Linked DNA regions of Homo sapiens: region 2 is linked to region 1. Evidence: read pairs that join two places in POLR2A ChIA-PET (ENCODE). Cell type or tissue: A673. All regions are shown on one strand.

What was found. Peaks named below come from ENCODE experiments on the same cell type or tissue, not always from the same donor. Only the 100,000 strongest peaks of a DNase experiment are listed, where the experiment ranks them.
Region 2: POLR2A ChIA-PET joins it to region 1 with 11 read pairs; 2 of 35 experiments call an interaction of 5 or more read pairs at or near these places.

What each region holds. Positions count from the first base shown.
Region 1 is chr9:14,415,384-14,423,383 of GRCh38, reverse strand. It overlaps a transcript of NFIB not described here. Among named protein-coding and RNA genes, the nearest start is that of TRH-GTG1-6, 15 kb to the left of the region's middle. In A673, no CTCF peak of the experiment used is centred here; DNase peaks (open chromatin) are centred at 4,383 and 4,963; H3K4me3 peaks cover 1,121 bases; H3K27ac peaks cover 2,485 bases.
Region 2 is chr9:14,044,901-14,052,900 of GRCh38, reverse strand. No RefSeq gene overlaps it. Among named protein-coding and RNA genes, the nearest start is that of LINC00583, 120 kb to the right of the region's middle. In A673, no CTCF peak of the experiment used is centred here; no DNase peak of the experiment used is centred here.

The DNA of each region.
Region 1 (8,000 bases):
GTAAGAGGGCTTGATTTACATGTATAGCTTTAGCACGAGAAAACATCTGAGCACACAGGAAAACAGCAAGGAGTTCTGGGGTCCCAGAAGAATCAGATATTACTGGTCACTCCGTGCTCCCATGGATAGGAGCAATAAACCATCCTTAAGAATGAAGTAGATGAGTACGTTTTGCCCCGATCTGATTACTACTCTCAGACTTTTCCTCAAAATAAAACATGATGTATGTATTATTTTCTAAGTCAATCAAAAGTAACTAATGGTAGCACTCTGAATTAAATTGTTAAATATTGCTACTGGCATGTGGGCATACTTTTTTTTACAAAAGGGTCTAATAGAGATAGAAATGATCATTTGAACTGTTATGAATCCATATAGCTCTTAAAAAATGAAATAAAATAAAAGCTGCCCATATCAAGGCTGTTGTTATTGAAAATCCAGAACTGTAGAAACATTTCATCTTCCTCTAGATGGAGGCTGGGGGCCTCCATGTGCATCTTTGTTTTACATGCCCAGCATCCTCCTGACCCTTCCCTTCTTGCTACTTTCAACTTCTCCCACAACACAGGGCTATCTATGGCTGGCAGGGCTGGGAACACAGCACTCTGCACCTTCCTCAGTCGCAGAAGTGGTCACTGGATTCTGGTTGGGTGGATTTTGTACCATATTCTTCTAGCCAAAGAGATTAGTCCAAGATGTGGACCCATGACCTATGCTGAGCCAATCTGAATCCTTCCTTGGAGTGTCTTGAGTGGAAAGTGAAAGGATATTGTCTCAAGACTGGCCTTTTCAAGGTTGGGTTTTATAAGTGTGTTGGCCTTTAAGCCTTATTGCCTTCTTAAAGTAATTTAAGCTAGATGCTTATCACGTGCAATTGAAAGAGTTCCAGCTAATACGGGGGCTTTGGCAGAATGAGAAAGGAGCCTTACTTTCTTTTCCTGACTCCATAAGAATACTTAGAGCAGGCAGAGAAGCACCAGGCCAGAAACATTATGGTGAGCAAACATGGACTCCAGGGACATTCAGGCCTTTTGGAAGAACAAGCATTCATGGACTGCTAATAATTAATGAATTTCAACTGATCAGTGTTCTACAAGTAAAAGTGGCCAATAACCAGAGGCCTAACATCTGGGGAAAAGGCAGGAAAGTTTCCATAAGGATCTGACAGTCTGAGACCTGAAGATGGGGAGTTGTTATTCTCATCTTCCTGGGTCGGAGTCTCCTTTGTCATGTTAACCCTACATAGCATGGTGGCTGCTTCCACTTTAAAATGTCTTTTTCTCACTAACTGAGCTAACACTAGCCTGTTTATATGATTATATTAGTGGGAATATAATTACTTTTTCTGTACTCTTCATACTTCCTGTGGCCTCATCAAAATACATAAGAGAAACTTTTGGTCTGAGTAAAATGAAGTGCTAGGTAGAAAAGTGAAAAAAATAGCCCTCAAGGAAAAAAAAAGTAGCAATTCTAATTCTGCTCTCATGAATTATCTTTGGAGTCCTGAATATCTATTAAAATTTCTGACATACCTGTAGATTTCTGCTCAATCATAAATCATGAAAATATAGAAGAATTGGGTATGCTTTGGTACAAAGAATATGCACTTTCATTGAAAATGAACTCTATAAAGGTGTATCAAAATGAATCTTTGCTGTTATGCAAATTAGCACTGGGCCAATTCTAGTGTGGCATCCTTTGCTTTGTCGAAATGTATCCAACTGTGATGGATCCTCTGTCCATTGGTTTGTAGCAAGTAATTTACATTTGTCAACTTTCATTTGTATGTAGATAAGATAACTGACATTGAAAACCCATCTTCTTATCTTTCTCAATGGAAGAGTTAATCTGATTTACCATTTTCATGATGTATACTCTGCATTCCTCTTCAGTATCTTCAAATTCCAGGTAGTTTTTGACTGATTTGTTGTGTTCCTGCTTTTACATCTTATCTTATGAAAGAACATATACACTCTGTTAAATTAGATCTTAGGGCTTTTAGCCCTCCTCAGACTTTCTCTACCATGCCCCAAAGTATCTCATCCAATAATTAACATTTATAATTATTTAACAAATCTGTATTGAGCCAGACATTGTTCTAGATCTGAGAATTTATAAAATAGATGTTCATTTCAATTAATATGATTGTTATTTATCTCATTTAATATTTCATAAGAATTGGCATCTAGAAAGAAATGAAGGAAGAAAAACAGGAAGGAAGAAAGAAAAGAAGGGGCTTGTCTCTTTATGAATGCTACAGTTTTGCACATGGTATACATGCCTTATTTTTTTTTTTTTTGCCAAAGATCCAGAGCTCTTAAATTATGTGATATTATTTTGTAACAAAATAGTTGAAGGCAGGATGTGAAAAAGAAACCAATGCAATTTACTTATAATTAACTAAGACTAAGTTTAAAAACGAAAAAAAAAATGGCTTACTCTCAGTGGTGCTACTGTTGAACTGTCATCTAAAAGCTTATATAATTAGTGGAAGCATGTTAATTGAATTATGGCAATTAAGTCAGCCTTGAGACAAGAGGTTCCCTCCTGATTGACGAGATAGTAGTAATTCTGCAACCCATTTCCCCTGGTAGGAAGTTTCGGGACTGTGTCTCATCCTGCCCCTTAGTATTTTAGCTATGATGAAGTGGCCAAATCTTGATTTCTCTGGTGTTAATTATCCACTTTGCGGGTTTTCTGGGCCCTTGGATTCTTCTCTTCCTTTCTACAGGGTTACCAGGTTGACAGCATCAGTGGTAGGCTAGAGCCATGAAGAGGTCATGCAATTTACATCTGTTGTTTTTGCTACCAAATATCTTCATCAGTAAAAGATAAGGAGTGGGAGGAATGAAAATATTTGGGGGGTTGGTGTGGAGAAAATGATTATCTTTCCAGCCTTTCTTTGATAGCATCTTTTTTTTTTTTTTTTTTTTTTTTTGAGACGGAGTCTCGCTCTGTTGCCCAGGCTGGAGTACAGTGGTGTGATCTTAGTTCACCGGAACCTCCACCTCCCGGGTTCAAGTGATCCTCCCCTCTCAGCCTCCCAAGAAGCTGGGATTGCAAGCGCACACCACCAAGCCCACTAATTTTTGTATTTTTAGTAGAGATGAGGTTTCGCCATATTGGCCAGGCTGGTCTCAAACTCCTGACCTCAAGTGATCTGCCCTTCTCGGCCTCCCAAAGTGCTGGGATTGCAGGCGTGTGCCAGCACGCCCGGCTCTTTAATAACGTCATTGTTGATTGAAGTGTTGAGAAAAGACTGAAGCCAGAGTTCACATGAGTTTGGGGACAGTTTGGGGACTATACTTGTTCATCTTAACCCTTTTTATAGAGCCTGCAGAGTGAGCTAGCAGCATGTATATCAGGTCCTGTCCCCAACCTGATATTAATAAATGAAGTAGCCTTGGGAAATTTCCTTCCTCTCTCCAGGACTAATTTACTCTACAAAACAAGAATGTTGTAGTTCCTTTAAACTACAAAATTCTATACTTTTTGGTCTATTCACAAGCTCAGGTTCATGTTTTCTAGGGTTTTGAATATGGATTGTTCGCCTCATATGTCCTGGGGTGACAAAGCTGCGTGGGCAGTGTGTATGCCAGCCAGACATACCGATGGGAAGTGGAGCAGATGCCACTGAGGACTGTCAAAGGGTCGGTGTTGTGGATACCTCCAGAAAAAGAAAGCAAAAGAAAAGCCAACAGGGAGGAAGGGGTGGGAGGACCATACTGAAATGTCTGAAGACAGCGGTCCTGGGGAAGTTCTGTGAGCTGGGCCAGCTACGTAACATGCAAGGCTACGTAACGTAACAGGGCTCGTTGCAAAATTAAAACACGGGGTCTCTTGTTCAAAAATCAAAAATTTCAAAATGGCTACAGCAGAGCATTCAACTAGACGCAGGACGCTTCTAAGTGCCAGGTCACATGCCGGTGAAGTGGGCCCTGTCTGTGGGCATGGTTGGTAGGGATTAATCCTGTTTCCAGGGGTTGGAATCACAGCAACCTCCCCTCCCTGGTCCCCTGAATCTGCAAGGCTCACTTCAAGTCTGCTTTTCATTCAGTGCTATGCTTCTTTCTTTCTTGCTTTTTTTTTTTTTTTTAACAGTGCTGCTAGCTGTATAAATATTTTACAGTTCCCCTATGAAAAGTTTCCAAGGGGCCCATGTTGAGGGAAAAAAATCTTTGAAAGGATTTTTTCCATAGCAATTAAAACCTTTCAAAGCACCGAGAGCTCCCCAGTCCCACTTTAGTGCAACAAACCTCTATTTTTTTGCCCAGTTTGGATGGCTCTGGGTCTGAAAGTAAGCCAGCCTCTTTGTTTGGTGACTTTGCAGGTTGCCGATAGACATTTGGAATTTAAATTCATTAGATACATGGCAGAGCCGTGGATGGAACTGGGATGGATTTAGAAATGCTGTGATCAGAAACTCTAACCCCTATTTCCTGTATCTCATTTACTGGGGTAAAATGACTATAAATCAACCTAAAGCTCATTTTAGCTCCCCAGATGAAGTCAAATGTACACTCTGACTTATGCATATACCATTTTTAGTTAACGCACCAATAAAAATAATTGTGCAAGCCTAAATTTGGAAGTGTTCCCAGCGTTTATGACAAAACTTAATAAAGCCAGGCACATTGAATGTAATATGGGAATTTTATTGAAATGAAATTAGTCCATCATGTAAGCTGCACGTTTTCCTCAGATTTCTTGGACTTCATATGAGAGCTCTCCTGGGGACCCTAATAGGGTCTTGCAAAAATTCAAGTCCAGTATGTAGAGACACAGGGCTCACACGCAGACTCTGCAGCTGGTAGGATGGTGCACTGAGTTTCCATGCAGCAAACCACACACACTTCTCCAAGCATACCCCTACTCTTTTCACCCTGGTTCTAAGCAGCAGATATATTGTTGTGGTTTTACTCAACACACGAGACTCCTGGAGAGATGGGGGTGGGGGTTCATTTGTAATTCTAGTAACAGTGGTATGTGCCAGAAACCTATTATGTAACTTCCCTGGGGAAACAGCATGGTGGGAGCCATTGTGGATGTTCATATAGTTTGGTTGCTGAGCTGTATTTAGGCATGAAAGCCAGGGGGCTGTGAGATGCTTTTTTCGCTGCTCAAAGGAGGAAGCAGTATTTATTTCTTTGAAATGTGGGGTTGAGGGTGGGGGTGCAGGGACGAGAAGATGTGAATAAAGAAATTGAAGTTCTGATATAGATTATATTACATTTACAGTGGTCCTCAGACTTTAATGAGTACATTAACACTTCCTGGGGTGCTTGTTTAAAAAAACTGTTCCTGGCTGGGCGCGGTGGCTCACCGCGCTGTAATCCCAACACTTTGGGAGGCCGAGGTGGGTGGATCACCTGAGGTCAGGAGTTCAAGACCAGCCTGACCAACATGGTGAAACCCCATCTCTACTAAAAGTACGAGAAATTAGCTGGGCGTGGGGGGCACCTGTAATCCCAGCTACCCGGGAGGCTGAGGCAGGAGAATCACTTGAACTCGGGAGGCAGAGGTTGCAGTGAGCCGAGATCGCACCATTGCATTCCAGCCTGGGCAACAAGAGTGAAACTCCGTCTCAAAAAAAAAAAAAAAAAAAAAAACTGTTCCTAGGCCCTAACTCAAGAGATTTTAATTTATGACACCTAGAACTATACCTAACAACTTGTATTTTAAATAATACCCCAGATGATTTTGACAGAGGTAGTCTAAGGATCTCAGTTTAAAATACTTCTATCTGGTTAGTCATCAACAACAGCAAAGAAACTTCAATATCTTTAATAAATATTTGTTTTTGAGGTGTTACCATGTGCTGAGCATAGGGGAAGGTCTTCCAGCCCAACTACTTCACTGCATTTGGACCATCATCTTGGTAGGTGTCCAGTTTATTTTTTAAAATCTCAGGAGACTGATACAGTCACGATGAATACGTTCTGAGAAATGCATCATTAGGCAATTTCATTATCGTGTGAACTTCATACAGTGTGCTTACACAAACCCAGATGGTGTAGCCTGCTATACACCTAGGCTCTGTGGTATAGCCTGTTGCTCCTAGGCAGCAAACCTGTACAACATGTTACCATACTGAATACTGTAAGCAATTATAACACAATGGTAAGTATTTGTGTACCTAAACATATCTAGACACAGAAAAGGTACAGTAAAAAATACAGTATAAAAGATTTAAGGCCGGGTGTGGTGGCTCACACCTGTAATCCCAGCACTTTGGGAGGCTGAGGCAGGCAGATCACGAGGTCAGGAGTTCAAGACCAGCCTAGCAACATGGTGAAACCCTGTCTCTACTAAAGATACAAAAAATTAGCCGGGTGTGGTGACACACACATGTAATCCCAGCTACTTGGGAGGCTGAGGCAGGAGAATCGCTTGAACCCGAGAGGCGGAGGTTGCAGTGAGCTGAGATCATGCCATTGCACTCCAGCCTGGGCAACAGGGCAAGACTCCTTCTCAAAAAAAAAAAAAAAAAAGTAAAAATAGTATACCTATACAGGGCTCTTCTCATGAATGGAGCTTGCAGGACTGGAAGCTGCCCTAGGTGAGTCAGTGAGTGAGGGGTGAGTGAATGTGAAGGCCTAGGACTTTACTGTACACTACTGTAGGCTTTATAAAGACTGTGCACTTGGGCCACACTACATTTATATTAAAATTTTTTCTTTCTTCAATAATAAATTAGTCTTAGCTTACTTGTAACATTTTTACCCTGTAAACTTAATTTTTTTAACTTGTTAACCGTTTAGTAATAATGCAGCTTAAAACACACATTGTACAGCTGTAAAAAATTTTTTCTTTATATTATTATTCTGTAAGCATTCTTGTATTTTAATTTTTTCTTTTATTTGTAATTTTTTTTTTTGTTAAAAACTAGGACACAAACACACACATTAGCCTGGGCCTACACAGGGTCAGGGTCATCACTATTACTATCTTTCACCTCCGCCTCTTGTCTCACTGGAAGGTCTTCAGGGGCAGTAACACATGCGGAGCTGTCACCTCCTATGTTAACAATGCCTTCTTCTGGAATACCTCCTGAAGGACCTGCCTTAGGCTTTTACAGTTAACTTTTTAAAAATAAGTAGAAGGAGGTATACTCTAAAATAACAATAAAAAGTAGAGTAAATACTAAGTGATAGGACTTTTTCAGCTCTGTTATAATCTATGGGACCATTATGGTATATGTGGTTTGACATTGACCTAAAAGTGGTTATGTGGTGCATGACTGTACTTCATAGCTTTGTTTTATAGCTTGTTTCAGTGCTTACTCACCATTGCTGTTTAGACTTTTTTTCTTAGGTTTATACAAATTTCTTCTTGCTGAAATTCAAGCCCATTTCTCCCTGGTTCTTCTTTAGAAGGAATAGAGACTAGTCGGATGGTGTCTTAATAATAATCCTGTATGTATTTAAAGGAGACTAGAGTTATCTCCCCTATTAACCCACAGACAGACAGATTTGCTCATGGCTCAGTGGCCAATTTCCATCTGTAAGGCTTCAAACCATTAGGTCCAAAGATGGCTGAATTAGGCCTGTACCATACGGGGGTGTCTCCTTTGATTACCTTCCCCAAAGCCATCTTGGTGGGACTTGAGGGATTTAAGGAGCTATTGTTGGACACCGACATCACCATTTCCACAGTCCATATGGAGAGAGTGATTATCTTTTTTACTTTCTCTTAAATGCAGTTCTTTCTACTTCCCTTCATCTTCCCTAAGCTTCATGTCTCTAATTAACAGATTATGAAACTTCTAGACCTCTTGGGCTAGAACAGAAAATGAATTGGAAAATTCAAAGGGAAATTGGACAATGCCTTTTCCTCTTGGTGACAGCATTAGACAGCCTCTGAGGTGGCCTCCTGCTATTCACACTTTGTGCAGTCACCGGCCTTTGAGTGTGGGCAGGACCTGTGACTTGTTTCTAGTTGATAGAATATTGTAAAGGTGATGGGATGTCATTCATGTGATTATGTTACATTGTAACATA
Region 2 (8,000 bases), 370 kb after region 1:
CCTGATCGGCGGCAAACTTTGCCTAAACAAGAAATAAATATATGTTTTAAGACACTGAGATTTTTGTGGGCTGTTTGTTATCACAGAATAACCTTTCCTGTTCTGACCTGACTGATACAGCTTTTCTCAATTGTGTTCTGCAAATATTTGACTGTTTCGTCTGTTAGCTAAAATTCTCTAACTTGAGAGCCACTGCTTTCTTTCAGTTGTATTTGCTTTCACTTTAGGTACCTGGGTATGGGGCAGATGAAGACCTTTGGTGAAAAGGAGGTAATTGCTCTTCAGAGATTCTGCTTTAAACACAGATTTTCCCTTAATCACCATGGCACTGCTTGTGTAACACTGTTTGGCATTCCGTAGATGTGTATTGACTTGAGTATTATTTTTAAACCCTCTTGTGCTTGATGTCATGTGAGCTCCAAAGGTTGATTTCTTTTGAGTGTAACAGGATCATTCTAGATGAATACTAATTTATGAACTCTCAGCCCCCTTCCACATCTTTTTAAAACCTAATTCCAGATATTCAATTTCTCCTTGGGCATTCTGAATGCTTAAATGATTGTATATGCTTGACGTGTATTCTATGGCATGGATGTGGCCATTGCCTTATGCTGTTCTCTTTCTCTGCCCTGCTGTGTTCAGAAATGAAGATTTTATTAACAATAATGAGAGAATGTTAATAAGTACTATGGCGTTAAAGCAGCTACTTTGTAGTTACAAGATGAGAAGCTGCTGTTAACAACAACAGCAGCAATACAACAAACCCACAACAGTCTACTTATTGTTCAATAGCTCGTTTATATGCATTACCTTGTTTGACCTAAAGAAAGAGCTAGACTTTTACTATCACCATTAAAAACTGGGAGTTAGAAGTAGTTTGCTTTTTAGCAAAGTAGAACTGCAAAATATGCCTTTAGATTGAGTTTTTCCTATATTTGCTTTTCATATTAATACTTAACAATTTACTTCTTTAGATGTAACAATGAAATAGTAGAATTTTTCAGATGTAATCTATATTTCACAGCCTGAGTGAGGATCAGTTGGCAATTTATATCTGAATCGAAATGAATTATAATCCTGTATATTGAGGTTTTGTCTTCTTTTCCTTCTTCCCCACAACCCCCAGCTCACATCCTTGTCTATCCCACCATAATGTAGACTCCAGCATGGTTTTTCATAAAATGTGAAACATGCCTTCTAAGCTGTATGAGGAAATTCTGACTAGACTCTAGTACTTCTGGGAGGGAAGAAAAAGAAATGGCTGTTTGTAAAGTTGTCATTCTAGATGAGTCAGACTGAAGAAACATCCCCAATGTTCCAAAATAAACAAAAGTTGAACTGATATATCTTATTAACATTTTAAAAAGATAAGACAAATTAATCTAATTTGAAATATGAATGATACACTGGTTCAAGTGGTATTTTAGTTTTTGTAAGAAAACTGTATGACTTGTGCAGGCAATCTGTCTTTCTAGGTCTCAGTTTCTTCCTCTGTAAAAGGAGAAAATTCAACTAGATTACCAGTATGGGTTCTCTAGCACTGATATTTTGTTCCTTCAGCATTCAAAGAATCTAATGGCACATCTGGAATTGATTCACAAAAGAAAGTGTAATCATACCATTTGCCCCCATCCCTATAGCCTCAAACTACTATACCTTTTCATAGTCACAGAATATCCCTTCTCAGATGATAGCATAAATTCAGAAGATTACACTGGGCTTCTCTGTAACTTTGCTCTAATAGGCTAAAGGAAATTACTCCAGTTGAATTTGCATGCTTGCAAACAACGAATCTGTGAAATCAGTGAACTTCACCCAATATCTTTGTCTTTAAAAAATGTTTCTTGAAGGGCCCATAGTCTACTTACGGCCCTGGCATAATTTCATTAATTTATATGGCAAAGGAAAATTGTTTCTTCCTTTTGTCTATGCAGAGAATACTCTAAATTTAAAGCAAATGTAATCTAGATGCATTGTTCAAAATGTTATCCTATTATGTTTCGAAGGGTACATTTTGACTAAAACTGTGACAGTTCTGAAAGATGCTGTTTCTTTTGATAATTTTTGGAAGATGTATTTTTTTCAATGTTGAAATAACTATATATTCACTGGAAGTTGCCAAGGAATGCACAGAGAGACACAAACTTTCCCATGTGTTTTCCATAGGCTATTTGTTGGCCACAATATAAGAGCAGACATGAATACATACAAGAACTAGGAACATTAAAAACATAACATGATATACATTTAATTGTGCTAACTGAAAAACAAGTGACAGCATTAAACCTCTGAACATAGTAGATGAAAACCATCTTAAGAATAAATTATTGTGACTGGGTGCTGTGGCTTACACCTGTAATTCCAGCAGTTGGGGAGGCCGAGGCAGGTGGATCACTTGATGTCAGGAGTTTGAGACCAGCCATGATGAAACCCCATCTCTACTAAAAATAAAAGCATTAGCCAGACATGGTGGCACACATCTGTAATCCTACCTACTCAGGAGGCTGGCTGAGGCACGAGAATTGCATGAAACCGGGACGCGGAGTTTGCAATGAGCTGAGATCGCGCCACTGTACTCCAGCCTGGGCAACAAGTGAGACTCTGTCTCAAAAATAATAACAACAACAATAATAATAATAGATTGTTAAAAGATAACTAACAAATATGGAAGAATCTGAGTACATGGGGATTTAAAAATGTTAGAATGAAAATGAGTAAAACAGAGTCATGTGCTCTGGGAATTCAAAACTTAAAATACATCCTGAGGCTATTGTAAAGAAACTTAAAAAAACCCCACATTATTAAAAAGACACAAAAAAAGAATCAGGAAATGTTACTTTTAAAATTATTCCATAAACCACAACTATCCTCAAAAAGTCGGATAAAGCTGCGTCATATTGTTAACAGCAATTTCCTCTGGATTATGGTACTTGAGTAAGTCTAATTTCCTATGTTTCAATTTCTGTAATACTCCAATTTTATTAAAAAAGCAAACATTTTCTATTGTTATCAAGCAAAAAAGAATCTAGCAAAGAATTATATAAATTATCTACTTCATTGGCTTTGTAACTTGGATAAAGGACAATTCACTCTGCCTTCTCCAGTGTTGACACCTTGCATAACTATAGTACAATGCCAAAACCAGTCGATTCCATTGGTACAATCCACAGAGCTTTTTCAGATTTCACTCCTTATACATAGACTCACTTGTGTCTGTGTTCAATGTAATCATACCATAAGTAGCTTCATGAAAATGTGTTTTAAAAATAAAGCTATAAAGAAATTTGTATTGGGGGCATGTACAAAACATCAATAGTGTTTTTCTCTAACATTAGCTTCTTCAACAGAAGTTCTGCTTCTGATAATGATTGAACATCTCAGTTGATCAGACTTGGAAAGTAGATCAACTTTGCAGTGATAATAACTAAAGAAGATATTTGTAATTGGGAATAAAAAACTGTTTTAAACCACAAAGTTCTACCAAGACAGCCAGTATTTGTGGGTTTAAGATACTGTTAAAAAAAAAAAAAAAGGAAAAATTGAGATAAACCTGGTATTCTAGGCAACTTTTTCTCCTTGATATATGCACTTATATATAAGGGGGATGGGGAGAAATGCTGAGACGCCAAGCATAAAGCATCTGTTTAGGCCGGGCGTGGTGGCTCATGCCTATAATCCCAGCACTTTGGGGGCCAGGGTAGGCAGATCTCTTCAGCTCAAGAGTTCAAGACCTGTCTGGGCAACATGGCAAAATCCCATTTCTACAAAACGTACAAAAATCATCCAGGCATGATGGTGCACACCTGTGGTCCTGTGTACTTGGGAGGCTGAGGCGGGAGTATTGTTTGATCCCAGGAGGTTGAGGCTATAGTGAGCCCTGATCATGCCACTGCACTGATACAGTGAGACCCTGTTTTTTCCTAAAAAAAAAAAAAAAATGTTGAAAGACCCATTGTTTGGAATGGGAGAAAATACTAATTTATACTAGATTCCTAATTTATACTAGATTACACATAGTGTGATCTTTTTTTTTTTGTTAAAAATGCTCATTGTTGCAATCAGAGGTTTCTCTTTTTTTTAAATTTATTTTTATATATTTTTTATTTTTTATTATACTTTAAGTTTCAGGGTACATATGCACAATGTGCAGGTTTGTTACATATGTATACATGTGCCATGTTGGTGTGCTGCACCCATTAACTCATCATTTAACATTAGGTATATCTCCTAATGCTATCCCTCCCCACTCCCCCCAACCCACAACAGTCCCCGGTGTGTGATGTTCCCCTTCCTGTGTCCATGTGTTCTCATTGTTCAATTCCCACCTATGAGTGAGAACATGCGGTGTTTGATTTTTTGTCCTTGCGATAGTTTGCTGAGAATGATGGTTTCCAGCTTCATCCATGTCCCTACAAAGGACATGAACTCATCATTTTTTTATGACTGCATAGTATTCCATGGTGTATATGTGCCACATTTTCTTTTTTTTTTTTTGTATTTTCTTTTTTTTTAAATTATTACTGTACTTTAAGTTTTAGGGTACATGTGCACAATGTGCAGGGTAGTTAGATATGTACACATGTGCCATGCTGCTGTGCTGCACCCATTAACTCGTCATTTAGCATTAGGTATATCTCCTAATGCTATCCCTCCCCGCTCCCCCCACCCGACAACAGTCCCCAGAGTGTGATGTTCCCCTTCCTGTGTCCATGTGTTCTCATTGTTCAATTCCCATCCATGAGTGAGAACATGGGTTGTTTGGTTTTTTGTCCTTGTGATAGTTTACTGAGAATGATGATTTCCAATTTCATCCATGTCCCTACAAAGGACATGAACTCATCATTTTTTATGGCTGCATAGTATTCCATGGTGTATATGTGCCACATTTTCTTAATCCAGTCTATCATTGTTGGACACATAGTGTAATCTTTTAACCACTTTAAAAAGGGTAAACTAACAAAGCTTATTAATAAGGGGGAAAATAAAATAATAAAATGTTAATTAATTAAAAAGAAAGCCAGAAAGTAATGAAAAATAAACATAAAATAGGTAGAAAAAAGAAAAGTATTAGATGACAGATTCAAACTCAAATAAATGAACTAATCTCCAATTATAAAATAGAGATTGTGACCAATTTCATCTCAATAGTTCTGCTTTTTTATCCTTCTTTTGTAGTTTTTCAAATTTGGATTTTTCCCTTCTTCCAGATTTTTAAGAGAGTATCCTCTCCTCTCTTAGCTTGTCCCGGAATTCCTTTGCTTGGTGAAATCTAATCTATGAGACAGAACAGGAAAATGGGAGGAGAACAGCATTTTGCATCTATCTACGACACTTTGGCAGTGAACGTGGAAAAAACATCTCTTTACCTCCTTAGGCTTCTATTCCTTCATGTAAAAGATAAATCCACCGGAATGAATTTTCTCCAAGCCTTTTTCAGGCCTAGGATCCCTTTAAGCCTGGGCTCTGTACCTATGCCATGGGGCTAAAGTTTATCATAATCTCTTATATTTTGAATGCTTTTAAGAGGAAGTGCCAAGAAACTTAAACTTCAAATTTCATCCATCTCTGGTCACATATTCTGTACGCACAATACCTCAAATACAAAAAATAAAGATGAACTGTGTGGCAGGATTGTGGTAAGAAGGTAAGACATACTGTGGTGGAGGGATTACTGGCCCTGGGTTCAGGAGAACTAGGTTCTAAGCTCGATTCTGCTCTTAATTAGCCATGTGATATTGGGCAAGTCATGTGAGTTCTTAGCTTTGCCAGAGAATAAGAAAAGTATATTGGAAAACATTTTATATGTTATATAAAAAAAGAACAAGAACAATAAAAATTAAACGTTTTATTACAAATGAGTTCAAATTAAAATACATGTAACAGATTAGAAAACGATTTGCAACATATCTAAAGGACGAAGGATAAAGTTCTAAAAAATATACAGAGATATTACAAATCAATAAAAAACAGGCAAATAAACCAATAGAATATCAATAGAGGATGTGAACAGGCATTTTGTTGCTAATTTCAGACTTTGGGACAATGTTACGTGTAGAAATGTCCAATAGGAATGTTGTTGTTCATCAATAACCATATTCCTGCTGTCAGATATAAGTTCAACTCATAGAATATATAAGTCTATTAACTACAGTATTTTGATTCAAGGAACTTCACTCTGGTGTTGTATGAAAGCAATGGAAGTAGGAACAAGAGGCAAGGATGAAGACTATACTTGCTCTGCAATTTTAGACATTCCACTGAGTCTTATCTCCTTCCCTAGAAAACTGTGTGTATAATAATATTTGCTCAATTTTCCTGATCAAAGACAAAAATAAATAAGAAATTGCTTTGTATTTTACAGATACAAAGCGTTATTATTATTGAAATATTTTATAAAGTAAACTCTAAAGAAGTCTACAAATGTGATTGGTGCCAGTTACAAGGAACCAGAGGCGAGAATGGGATGATTGTTTTCTGTTCACCAGTTACTGTGTTCCAATATCCTAACTCTGCCAATGAGATATGTGACATGTCAAAAAGTGGCTGTGGCTGGGCGTGGTGGCTCACGCCTGTAATCCCAGCACTTTGGGAGGCTGAGGAGGGTGGATCACAAGGTCAAGAGATCAAGGCCAACATGGTGAAACCCCGTCTCTACTAAAAACACAAAAATTAACTGGGTGTGGTGGCGCGACCTGTAGTCCCAGCTACTCGGGAGGCTGAGGCAGGAGAATCGCTTGAACTCGGGAGGCAGAGGTTGCAGTGACCCGAGATCACGCCACTGCACTCCAGCCTGATGACAGAGCAAGACTCCGTCTAAAAAAAGGAAAAAAAAGGTGGCTGTGATGCATTTTTTCTTTTAATGTTCGTATATACTTGTTCTGCTTTATATTCCCCTGCATGTTCAAGAACTTAAAAGTTATACCAGTAATCCAAATATATATTCTTCAAATAAACAAACTAAACTAGGCAGAATAAAAAGCAAATGTTTCCTTCATCCTTTCTCATCCAGCTTCCCCCTCCTTGGAGAAACATTTGGAATGCATCTTTCTACATCTTTTTTCATGTGTTTATATAAGTATTTAGGTGTTTTTTTCCCACAAAAGTAATCATACTGTACTTGTGTTCTGCAACTTGCCTTATTTTGCTGGTTAACTTAAGAACATGCTTTACAGATCATTTAAGAGTAGTAAATACAACATATTTGATTATTCTTAATTGTTGCATATTATTCCATAAAATAGATATACTATTAAGGTTATTAAAGATGTTTCAACTAATAGATGCACAGTTAGGTTGTTTAAGGTTTGTGTAATTATGTGAGAGTATTTTTGAAGGAGAGATTTCTAAGAATGTAATTGATCAAGCAAATATTTATTACATGTAATTAGATAAATATTGCCAAATTATCTCCCAAAGGCAGAGTTTAGGTTTTCCAAATTGCACTCCCATCAACGAAACATGAAATGCCTTTTCTCCCACACCATCACAACAATGCACATTCTCAAAATTTAATTTTGGCTCATTTGATGAGAGAAAATAACTCACTGGTTAATAGTGAAGTGAAACAAAATTTTACACATACTTTCTATATATCCTTGCGTTTCTTCTTCTGTGAATTGCCTGTTCATATCCTTCACCTGTTTTCTGTTGGATGATTTGTCTGCTTCTTACTGATTTGTTAAAATCTCTTTACAGTTTTTGAGTCTTTATTTTTTGTCCCTTATATATGTTGCAAATATTTTTTCAACTTATTACATGTGTTTTAATTTATTAATGATACCACTTGTCATAAAAGTTTAAATTTTCATTTTTTGTTCTTTTTTTGTGACTTCTATGTTTTCCAGTGTGCTTTTCTAATATTTTTATTGTTTTGTTTTGTATATTAAGGAATTTTTTTAGTAATCTGGAGTTTATTTGGGGATATGATAGGAATTATAAGTTTAACTTTTTTTCCCAAATTGATAGCAAATTATTTCAACATGGTTATAAAAATTAATTTA